2 separate regions of the Homo sapiens genome follow, and region 2 is linked to region 1. Evidence: read pairs that join two places in POLR2A ChIA-PET (ENCODE). Cell type or tissue: endothelial cell of umbilical vein. All regions are shown on one strand. Each heading gives the region's core, and the rest is flanking DNA. Links, peaks and the distances in the headings are about the cores only.

Region 1 (5,997 bases), core at 430-5,429:
GAATTGCCAGGTCAGAGACTTCATTATTTCTTGAAATTCTGGTCCTCGGTGCAGAAGTATGGGACAAAATAACCACGATGCTGTGCTTCTTGCCACATTCTTGAATATGAAGCTCTAGGCTCAGAAATGCCATGTGATTTGACATGAGGCCTTGGTGCCTGCAGGAATGTGGTTGGAACCACATACTCCCTGGAAAAAGGAAGTAGAATGTGATGTGGTAAAGGAAGCCAGGCCAGAGTCAGAGGATCTTGCAGGGAGCACCCACTACCCCCTTCTTTATCCCAGCTACTCCTGTGCATGAGCCTGGGGTCCCTCCACATTCTATCCACTGCTGTCCTTCCCAGAAGCACCAAAATATTGGTCAGGTAGTCAAATAAATAGATGGAAAGAGTTAATAAGATATTTTTAAGTACTTGAGAATTTTATTTATTCTTTTTTTTTTTTTTTCTGGAGACAGAGTCCCTCTCTGTCACCCAGGCTGGAGTGCAGTGGTGCGATCTCAGCTCATGGCAACCTCCACCTCCTGAGTTCAAGCGGTTCTTGTGCCTCAGCCTCCTGAGTAGCTGGGATTACAGGCATGTGCCATCATGCCCAGCTAATTTTTGTATTTGTATTTTATTTTATTTTTTTACTTTAAGTTCCAGGATACATGTGCAGGTTTCTTACATAGGTATACAAGTGCCATGGTGGTTTGCTGCATCTATTGATCTGTCCTCTAAGTTCCCTCCCCTCGCCCTGCGCAGGCCCTGCTGTGTATTTTTCCCCTCCCTGTGTCCATGTGTTCTCATTGGCCAGCTCCCTCTTATGAATGAGAACATGCAGTGTTTGGTTTTCTGTTCCTGTGTTAGTTTGCTGAGGATGATGGCTTCCAGCTTCATCCATGTCCCTGCAAAGGACATGTTTCACTCCTTTCTATGGCTGTGTAATATTTCATGGTGTGTATGTACCACATTTTCTTTATCCAGTCTATCATTGATGGGCATTTGGGTTGGTTCCATGACTTTGCTATTGTAAATAGTGCTGCAATAAACATACGTGTGCACGTGTCTTTATAGTAGAATGATTTATAATCCTTCGGGTATATACCCAGTAATGGGATTGCTGGGTCAAATGGTATTTCTGGTTCTAGATCCTTGAGGAATCGCTGTATTGTCTTCCACAATGATTGAACTAATTTACATTCCCACCAACAATATAAACATGTTCCTATTTTGGCCGGGGAGGGGGTGGCTCACTCCTGTAACTCCAGCACTTTGGGAGGCTAAGGCAGGCAGATCACAAGGTCAGGAGTTCGAGACTAGCCTGACCAATATGGTGAAACCCCGTCTCTACTAAAAGTACAAAAATTAGCTGGGCATGGTGCGCGCCTATAATCCCAGCTACTTGGGAGGCTGAGGCAGAAGAATTGCTTGAACCTGGGAGGCAGAGGTTGCAGTGAACCGAAATTGTGCCACCTCACTCCAGCCTGGGCGACAGAGTGAGACTCTTGTCTCGAAAACAAAACAAAACAAAAGTGTTCCTATTTCTCCACAGCCTCGCCAGCATATATTGTTTCTTGACTTTTTAATAATCGCCATTCTGACTGGTGTTAATTTTTGTATTTTTTGTAGAGATAGGTTTTGCCATGTTGGTCAGGGTGGTCTCAAACTCCCGACCTCAAGTGATCTGCCTGCCTCAGCCTCCCAAAGTGCTGGGATCACAGGCATGAGGCACCGCGCCTGGCCAATTTTTGTTAAATTCTTTATCCCTTCATCCATGTGTTCTGTGGTGAGAGCCAGAGAATGACTGGGCTGGACTCCCTGCTAACAATCTGCCTTGGCCTAGTCTCATGTCCAGGTTTTCCTTCTGAGACAAAGAGATTTAGTGACAGTGCTTGCAGCTCCTGGCATAATGCACACTATGACGTTTCTGAATGAATGTGCTACTCTGTGGCCTTCCTCTTCATTCCCTCTGTAAACTGCTACCCTAGCAGAGCGGCCAGAAGAGAAGGCAGACTTTTCCTCTAATACAAGTTTTTACTTTATGTTCCTCTTATCACATCAATTCCATAGGTACTGTTGCAATAGTTCAAATGGATCCTCACCCTAAAGGTGTAGTTGCTAAGGAAACCCAAAGGATGCCAATGGAGGTTGTCTTTTCATTTTGTTGTATTAAGCTTGAAATGTTTCTAAAGTTAATTTTTAAATATTTTTAAAGGAGAGTCTGCATACTACTAGCTATTAAGACAGATATCTGGGAGCAATGTGTCCTAAGCTGCCCCCTAAACCTGTGTAGACCTAGCCTAGGTGGTCCATGCTGCTGGCAGGTAGGAAGGCCCTGTGTCTGCTCACAAGACAACCCAGTTTAATCCCATTTTTCAATGCCTACTGTAAGTGGTGGGAGCTCTGCTAAGACAAGGGGACACAAAAATGAATAAGACACAGTTGCACAGTTCCAGAAATATGTGAAGGAAGCTGGAATATTGGGCAAAAGGGAAAAGTTGAAGGTTTATGAGGGAAAAGGGAGGACAGTAGCCTGTATGGGGTCTTTTGCTTCATCAAGTCCATTGAGGCTTGAAAGCCAGTGAACCACGACATGGAGATTCCTTCTCCCTCGGCCATGAAGCAGAGGGGTGGTGGAGTTCTCTAGACCTAAGAAGTCCACTTGGGCCTTTCCTTGTGGCCTCAGACTCAGCAGGGAGTTCCCTCTCTAGACACTACTGAGATAGCAAACTCTAGATAATTCTCATGGTGGAATTATTTGCTTGGAAAGCAAAAAGATGCTAGGGGCTTCGGCTTCGGCAAAGTTATTTTTGCTACTGCTTCTTTTAGAAATGTGTATATTTTCGTATTATTTAAATCAAGTTAATTCTTATAGTCTATGATAAGTACATTCCCTTCCAATTTTAAGGGCATTAACAACCCAAATATTTATACTGATACACTTAATTAAGGAGGGTGCGGGGGTGGGGACAGTAGAAACAGCTATAAAAGCTGCTCCCTTATGGCCCTGTAGCAGAAAGAGGGTAGGGCCATGCTAGAGGGAGTCACCCCAGCACACTGCAGTCTGGAGGGGTTTCTTCCACTAGGCACTGGGATTCCAGCAATTTTTTCAGATACTTGTCAAGTGCTCTGAAGTCTTTCAGTCACACAGTTGTACCAGGAGTCAGCATTAGTCACATCCGCTGGTGATCTGGCAAATGCGTATGATAATAAGCACTGATTATCAGGGAAAAGGGGTTTCCTGACACAGTCACTCAGTCAGTGATTGTGTCTTTGGAGAAATGTTCTGTTTCCTTTGAGGTACTTTATCTGAAACCACCTTGTAAACATGAACCTTCTTGCTATTGCCCTGAAGTGAGCAACCTTATTTAAGGAAACGAAAAACTTCTCCCAGTGCCGGAGGGTGGACTGGGAAGCAGGTCTAGACATTCATTCTTTGCCTGACCTCTCAAAACCATGTTTGCTTGCTTCAGCCCTCATCTTCCCCTTGGAAGATAGGCGAGCCGAGGCAGCATCCACAGCAGGCTTTCAGCGCTTAAAATGTTAACTCACGTTTTTTCCAAAGTGTGTTTCTGGTTAGTTTAAAGAAGGATAAACAAAATTTAATAGCTGGCAATGAATCACATTTTTTTTCTCCCTAAACGCTATTTGGATCCACTCAAACGGCTGTCATTCTACTTTTGTACAAATAAATAAACCTACTTTTCTTTTGTGCATTTTTCTCTGTCCTGCATTTCCTAAAATACAATTTGTTTGACGGATGAGTCAAGCAGTTCTGAGGTTTGCTTTTGGCTCTGTAGGCAACTAGGTTGTTTTCTCATCATAATTCAATGGGACAAGGTTATCACCCTTACAAACACTAACACCTCATTTAGAACCAGAAGCACCCCCCCAAGAAGGAAGCAATTGTTAATGTTCTCGATATAAGTTTCAGTTGCTACATGTGAAGTTTCCTCATATACACATCTCTGCCCTGCCCTTTCCCTTTGGTTATGCTGGGTATATGCTGTGCACACAGACATTCTGAAGTGAAATTATAGGAAGATGGAAAGTAAACTTCAAAGAATGTACAGAGGAAGGCCCATCATCCACATAGACTTGGGCACTACAAGCAATAACCTAACAAGCAGAGACAAACCTCACTAGCATCTGAAAGCAACATTAACCTAGAAAGTATTTTTTTTTCTGAAATGCAAAACACATCACCATAGATTTTCTAAAAGACAAAGACCCGTAAAATAGCTGAACTGAAATTAAACATATGCATTTTTTTTTTTTGAGACTGAGTCTTGCTCTGTCACCCAGGTTGGGGTACAGTGGCCCAATCTCGGCTCACTGCAACCTCCACCTCCCAGGTTCACGCCATTCTCCTGCCTCAGCCTCCCAAGTAGCTGGGACTACAAAACGTATGCATTTTTTAAGGTAATCGTACTGGAGTAAAACTAAAATATTCTCCAAATAGACATTTCATTTTGTTTCAACTCCCTGGTTAAACAGAGAAGTATCTTTTAAGTAATTGCCCATTGTACTTATAGGTGAGGGAGGTCTGTAAAAATGTAAGTTGAAGGTCTTGTTAAAGTTCTCCTCACTAATGCAGAGACTCTCTGAGCCTGTTCCAAATCCTTTGTTAGTGCTTCTCATATTCAGAAGTGTTGCCTAGGAAAAAGGCAGGAGGGTCCAAGAAGGGAGAGAACCCAGAACCCAGAAGTGGGCTCATGTTTCTGCTTGTCCTCAGCTGGGTGGTTGGGGAAAGAAGAGGGAGAAGCAGGTTTCCACCTGAGAGTTATCTTCCGTCCCTCCTCTCCCCATCTCAACCAGCCAAGCTCAAGCTCAACCACAAAGCCTTGAAGCAACATGGCACAGTCTGGAGATTCTCCCCACCACAGTATTTTAGATTTTTTTTCTATCATAGTACTATTTAAATCTGCCTTTCAGTACTTATCATATCATATTGCGATAATCTGTTTACAAGCCTATAATTATCCTGAGGATAGGCACCTTACCATCTTTGGAGCTCCCAGTATCCAACTCAGAGCATATTAGATAACCAATAAATGAATAAATGAGTAAAAAAATATGAAAAAGCATTGATTAATAATCAGTTTCCTTTCCTAATGTTCATTTATCCATCATACATAATAAAATATATAATTTATAAAGTAATGTTGAGCATGATTAAGTTTTATGAAATTTTGAAAATAGCCTTAGGGGAATTAATCATTATGTCCACAGGGTCCTGGGGTCCAGGAAACCCAGACTGGGAAGTATTGGCCTAGACCAATGGTTCTCAAACTTGAGTATGCATTAGATTATCTGGAGGGCTTATTAGAACACATCAGTGGGCCCCTTCCCTAGAGGTACTGATCCATAGGCCTGGGGTGATGCTGATGCTTCTTGTCTGGGGCCCACGCTTTGAGAAAGATTGATCTAAGAGGATAAGCAGGGGCAATGGATGATGAGTCTGTGGTTTTTCTTCTGGCTCTGCCATCAACTAAGTGGTATGACCTTCAATACACTATCCATTTCATAGCACCCTATGGAGATGGGGAATGACAATGGCTCCTTACATCCACAAAGTACTTTAAGCCACACACTCTGGATCACTTACATGAACACAATTTTCTCAACTTTCTTCATGGGTATATAGGATAAATGTAAGAAAAGAAATATGATGATGCTTTGGAAAATCAGAAGTACCATAGAAACATGCTGTTTTATCATCATATTCTTTTTGGTCTTCTCTTCTTTGCCCTTCTCAATCCAAAATGGCAGATCCTAACGTTGTGTTGGGCTTAACCCACTGGTGTCTTCCTGAGTTGGACTTCTATTTTATTTTATTTTTTGAGATGGAGTCTTACTCTGTAGTCCAGGCTGGAGTGCAGTGGTGCAGTCTCCGCCCACTGCAAACTCCACCTCCCAGGTTCAAATGATTTTCCTGCCTCAGACTCCCCAGTACCTGGGACTACATACAGGCGCCCACCACCACACCCAGCTAATTTTTGTATTTTTAGTACAG
Region 2 (5,997 bases), core at 328-5,327, 150 kb after region 1:
ACACAGTAATTGCTATGTTTTGGATGTATATGCCCCTATGAAATTCATATGCTAAAATCTAATGACTAAGATGATGGTTTAGAAGGTGGAGCCTCTGGTAGTGATTAGGTCATGAGGATCAATGAGGGCTCCAGCCTTGTGAACAGGATTAACGTCCTTACAAAAGGCTGCAGAGAGCGGCCTCGCTCTTCCCCTCTTCCACTGTGAGGATGCAGCAAGAAGGCGCCATGTTGGAAGCACAGAGCAGCCCTCACCAGAGACCGAGGCTGCTGGGGCCCTGATCTTGGACTTCCAGCCTCCAGTACTGTGAGAAATAAATTACTATTACTTACACATTACCCAATCTGTAGTATTTTGTTACAGCAGCCCAAATGGACTGAGACAGTAATCTACAATCATGGAGCTCATACAATGTTTTATATTTGTAGATATTGAAATAACATTATTATAGAAATGAAAATGATGGCAACATGTTGAGAGCTGGAGCCTGCAATAACTTTTCAAGAACATGAAGGGGTCCATCCATCACTTGGGTTTGAGGAACAGACAGCGGAGGACCCTGCCTCATCTCCTTCCGCTCCACGACGTCTCATGTCAAGAGCTGCTCGGCTTCTTTTGCTCCTCTCTCCTCTTCAGCATATCAGCCCTTATTCTTCTGTTACTGTGACTCCATACTTAGCTCTTGAGCACCTTAGCGGGGGTGTCCTTCTTGGGAAAAGTTTTGGAACCCTAATTTAGTCCAATTACCATAATTTACACATGAAGGAACTGGGGCCCAGATGGATAAAGTGACTCATTCAAGGGCACTGGAGATTGGAGCTGGCTCTCCTGATCCAAAGCCCAGAGCATAGATCCCCAGGAAAAGCACAGGGAAGCAGCACTTGCTACTTCCCACAGACCTGCTAATTTCCTGTTTCAAAATGGGAGCAAGGCTAGACCACAGTCATGGGTGCAAGGCATTATAAGAGGCATGGCACAGTCTGTTCCCAGAAATGCACCATTGATTTGAACACCCAAATGGCTAGGAATATTAAGAGCTAATCCAAACCATCAGAACTGCTGGCTCCAACTCTAGCAAAGAAAAATAAACAAAATCTTTCTAAACTTAGAAATGGTTCAGGATTATTTTTCTTTTTTTTTTCCAGCTCATCAAAGATTAGCTGTAGAGTTCTCTCCACCCACCTCCAACACAGTGATTAAAGGTCCAGCATTGCTGGCCAGGTACGGTGGTTCATGCCTGTAATCCCAGTATTTTGGGAGGCCAAGGCGGGTGGATCACCTGAGGTAGGGAGTTCGAGACCAGCCTGGTCAACATGGTGAAACCCCATCTCTACTGAAAATACAAAATTAGTCAGGTGTGGTGGTGCATTCCTGTAATCCCAGCTACTTGGGGGGCTGAGGCAGGAGAATCGCTTGAACCTGGGAAGCAGAGGTTGCAGTGAGCCGAGATCGCGCCATTGCATTCCAGCCTGGGCAACAAGAGCGAGACTCCATCTCAGGAAAAAAAAAAAAAAAAAGGTCCGGCATCAAAGCCTCCCTCTTCCTCAACAGATATTGTATGATGAAGGGCAGTCACTGCCCTGGGGGTCAGCAAACCTCTGGCTGGACTTGGATCTGCCAAGGAGAAGCTGGGCAGCCTTGGGGAAGCTATTGCTACTCTTCAGGCTTCCATGCCCTCTTCTGTAAAATGACCAGAATTACAGTAGAATTTCAGTGTTTCCTAATCTTCCCTGAAGATAAAAATCCCTTGGCATAGGCCAGGCACGGTGGCTCACACCTGTAATCTCAGCACTTTGGGAGGCCAAGGTGGGCGGATCACCTGAGGTCGGGAGTTTGAGACCAGCCTGACCAACATGGTGAAACCCCATCTCTACTGAAAAATACAAAAATTAGCCAGGCATGGTGGTGGGCATTTGTAATCCCAGCTGCTTGGGAGGCTGAGGCAGGAGAATCGCTTGAACCCAGGAGGTGGAGGTTGAAGTGAGCTGAGATTGTGCCACTGCATTCCATTCTGGGTGACAGTGAGACTTTGTCTCAAAAAAAAAACACTTAAATTTCTGAGCCCCGACCCAAATTTGGACTATTCAGGAAGATGCCTGGTAATCTATATTTAACGTGGTAATCTATATTTAACAAGAGCTCCACCTCATTGTTTTCCACCAGAAAACAGAACTGGATGAGCGGGGCCTAAAATTTGGAATCAGTAAAAGCTCCAGATATACTACAAGTGCGAATATGAGAGGGAGAACGTGGAATTAGTATCAGCCATTCACATGTGACAATAGAGATGTCAGCTTTGTTAGTGAGGCACTCAGCAAGGCTCTGAGGCACTGGGAAAGCAAGATGGGTGAGTTTTCATCAGAAGAGTGAATGGAGAGAGGTCAATGATGTGGTGTGCCCTGAGGGCAAGGGCGGGCCTACAAGGAGAGCCAAGACGATTGGCTTGGGGTGCCAAGGAGCAGCCACGCAGTTTCCAGGGAGACTGGTGGTAGGCATGCAGAGGAGGCCTGAGTAAGCCTGGAATGGAGCCCTCTACACGTCTTTCAGGGCCTCAAGTGGAGCTGGCTCTATTGCTGCATTTCAGAGGATGGGTGTTTGTCCAGTGTGGCGTATGGATTAGTGGTAGCCTGGCTTCAGGGGAATCAACTGGTCTCTCCTGATTACACGTCCTAACTATGGGAGGCCAAGTTCCATTTGATGTCTTTATGGGCGGTAGCACCATCATGACTTTCCGGTCAGATAGAGATGAGGGATGTTAAAGAAACATTATTCAGACCCTTTGTATTGGTGGGTTCTTGCTTTGCTACAAGGAAATACCTGAGGCTGGGTAATTTGTAAAGAAAAGGGGTTTATTGGCTCACAGTTCTGCAGGCTGTACATGAAGCATAATGCTAGCATCTGCTTCTGGTCAGGGCCTCAGAAGCTTCCAATCATGGCAGAAAGTGAAGGGGAAGCAGGTGGTGTCACATGGTGAGAGAGAGAACAAGAGCGAGAAAGGGGAGATCCCAGACTCTTTTAAAGAACCAGATCTCTTGTGAACTGAGTGAGAACTCACTCATCACCAAGGGGATGGCACCAAGCCATCCATGAGGATCTGGCCCCATGATGCAATACCTCCTACTATGCCCCACTTCCAACATTGGGGATCACACTTCTACATGAGATTTAGATGGAACAAACATCCAAACCATATTACATTTGTGAAAACAATAAGAAAGACTTCATTAAAGACTGTTGAAATAGAGAAGAAAGACTGAGCTCAACTCTGAATATAGCAAAGCCAGCTGGGAATTTATAGCCAATGAGTCAGAGTGAGGGGTCAGAAGATGGAAAATTATTCAGAGGAAACTGATTAGACATCAAGGGTAGGTGGATTCTCAATAAACTGGCTTAGGGGGATTCTTTGCTAAAAGTGGGCTCAGCAGACAAATGTCAAGGTTGAGAGGCCAAGGTGAAGGCCTAGTCGAGAAGATGGCTCAGAGGATCCCAACTAATGTTTGGCCAAGGAGGAAGTCTTTGTCAGGGGTACTGAGACCTCCTATGTTTGAGAGGAGTTAATAAAAAGCTAATGGGAATGTGAATTTCTTTCTGTTCAGCTAAGACGCTGGCTGACAAGAAGAACTATGCTTACATAAATATGGAAGATTGAACTGAGCGCTTATACTGCTTGACAGAGGTAATATAATAACAATAAAATAGTAATAATACATTATAGCTCTCAATTATTAAATAATCAACGTATGTTAGTAACTTTTTGTACATTATTCCAAATCCTTAGAATAATCCTGCAAAGGTGGTGTTATTATTTTCATTTTATAGTGCAGAAACTGAGGCTCAGAAAAAGTCTTTTCAAAATCAGGAATTGAATTCAGGTCTGTTTGGTTGTAAAACTCCAATTCTTTTCAATATGCTACTTTTTTTTTTTTTTTTTAAAGACAGAGTTTGTCTCTTGTTGCCCAGGCTGGAGTGCAATGGCACAATTTTGGCTCACCACAACCTCTGCCTCTCAGGTTCAAGCAATTCTCCTGCCCCAGCCTCCCAAGTAGCGTGATTACAGGCATGCGCCACCACGCCCAGCTAATTTTGTATTTTTAGTAGAGATGGGGTTTCTCCATGTTGGTCAGGCTGGCCTTGAACTCCCTACCTCAGGTGATCTGCCCACCTCGGCCTCCCAAAGTGCTAGGATTACAGGCATGAGCCACCACACTCGGCCTACAAATCTTATACATAGCAGTTGGTAACTGAAATGAATTTGTAAAGTGATTGAATACATGAACACATGAAGTTTATTTCAAGTCTAAAGTAGGTTTCCAGGTGAAAGGATTCTTTGTCCCTAACCATTCTCAAAAATTCTGAGGCTCTCATCCACATTAATATCCCCCACCCTCTGCCATTGTTTTACTGCCTCAACTTCAGCAGTGTAGATTTATTAGAAACGTGACTGAGGTGTGTAACAGGAAGCGTTGCTTGACTTGAAGGTGCTAGTCTTATCAAAGGAAGGCATATAACTTAGTGAGCAACTGGGAACTTGGGAACCCTGCTGACCAAGGAGGACTTGGTGTATCATACAGACCTCCTTGGTGTGCTGATGTCCTAGGGTTCCTGACTGATTAAAGGATGCTGGTTGAAGTGGTGAAAAAAGAGGGGGTGTTTGTGCCTCACATGTGGAAGGCCTTCATTCCTCAGTCTGCTGTCTATGGTGACACAGTCTGTTCCCAGAAATGCACCACTGATTTGAACACCCAAATGGCAAGGAATATTAAGAGCTAATCCAAACCATCAGAACTGCTGGCCCCAACTCTAGCAAAGAAAGATAAACAAAATCTTTCTAAACTTAGAAATGGTTCAGGATTATTTTTCTTTCTTTTCCAGCTCATCAAAGATTAGCTTTCAACACCAGAATGTTTTATTAAAATTTTTCTAATTAGCCTCATCATTCTGTTAATCAAGCTTGTTACAAGCATGGCATCTTTATATCTGTTTTGCTAATCGACATCTTTCAAACCATGTTGACATTTCAGTGGCTTTTGAACTGCTCCCCCTCCATGAAATGGGCCATGTCCTATTTGCTTCTTTGAAGATTGGCTGCCTTTCTTAGGGACATTTTTTTGATACTGATTTGTGTGCTTATAAAATATGCAGTGAGGACAGATGGACAGAAAGCTGGAGTTGGGGAGAAGGAAATAATTATCTGCTTAGTGCAAAGCGTGTACTTGCAAATTTCTAGTTATGCCACAGACTATGAAAGGTCAAGAAATAATGGCATGAACTGTTTAAGCTAACATAGCAGATAAGTTTAAGAGTTTCCACATTTGTTTGTTAATGGAAAATGGTGTCTGGCAATCAACTTCAGAAAAGCGGATAGGTTCTGATGTTAAGAAGGCTGAGTAAAGACTTTTTTACTCCCTTTCTTTCAGTGATTAGTCTGAATAACAACAAGGAGAAAGAGAAACAGAAGCTTGACTTCATCTTTAATGAAACTGGGTGGCATGCATAAACCATAGTTGCAATGCATGAAGACTGAAGGAGGCCGGGTGCAGTGGCTCACACCTGTAATCTCAGCACTTTGGGAGGCCAAGGTGGGCGGATCACCTGAGGTCAGGAGTTCGAGACCAGCTGGGCCAACATGGTAAAACCCTGTCTCTACTAAAAGTACAAAAATTAGCCAGGCATGATGGCGGGTGCCTGTAATCCCAGCCACTTGGGAGGCTGAGGCAGGAGAATTGCTTGAACCTGGGAGGCAGAGGTTGCAGCAAGCTGAGATCGTGCCACTGTATTCCAGCCTGGGTGACAGAGCCAGGCTCCATCTCAAAAAAAATAAATAAATAAAGACTGAAGGTGGATGAATGAGTGACAACAGACAGCAGAACGGAGTACGGTGAAGGCTTCAGGGAGGATGTGATGAGAAGCAGGATAGCTGGTACCTTCAGGACTTTGGGAAGCCTTGAGAATCAGAGGTGCTGGGTAATGTAGAAGACAGGTGAGGAGTCGGCTCGC

Evidence for each region. Peaks named below come from ENCODE experiments on the same cell type or tissue, not always from the same donor. Only the 100,000 strongest peaks of a DNase experiment are listed, where the experiment ranks them.
Region 2: POLR2A ChIA-PET joins it to region 1 with 5 read pairs; 2 of 35 experiments call an interaction of 5 or more read pairs at or near these places.

The regions. Positions count from the first base shown.
Region 1 is chr5:73,367,653-73,373,649 of GRCh38, forward strand. No RefSeq gene overlaps it. Among named protein-coding and RNA genes, the nearest start is that of LINC02230, 33 kb to the left of the region's middle. RefSeq lists an enhancer at 2,476-3,675. In endothelial cell of umbilical vein, for the core only: no CTCF peak of the experiment used is centred there; DNase peaks (open chromatin) are centred at 3,209 and 3,819; H3K27ac peaks cover 2,163 bases.
Region 2 is chr5:73,520,772-73,526,768 of GRCh38, forward strand. No RefSeq gene overlaps it. Among named protein-coding and RNA genes, the nearest start is that of BTF3, 25 kb to the left of the region's middle. In endothelial cell of umbilical vein, for the core only: no CTCF peak of the experiment used is centred there; no DNase peak of the experiment used is centred there.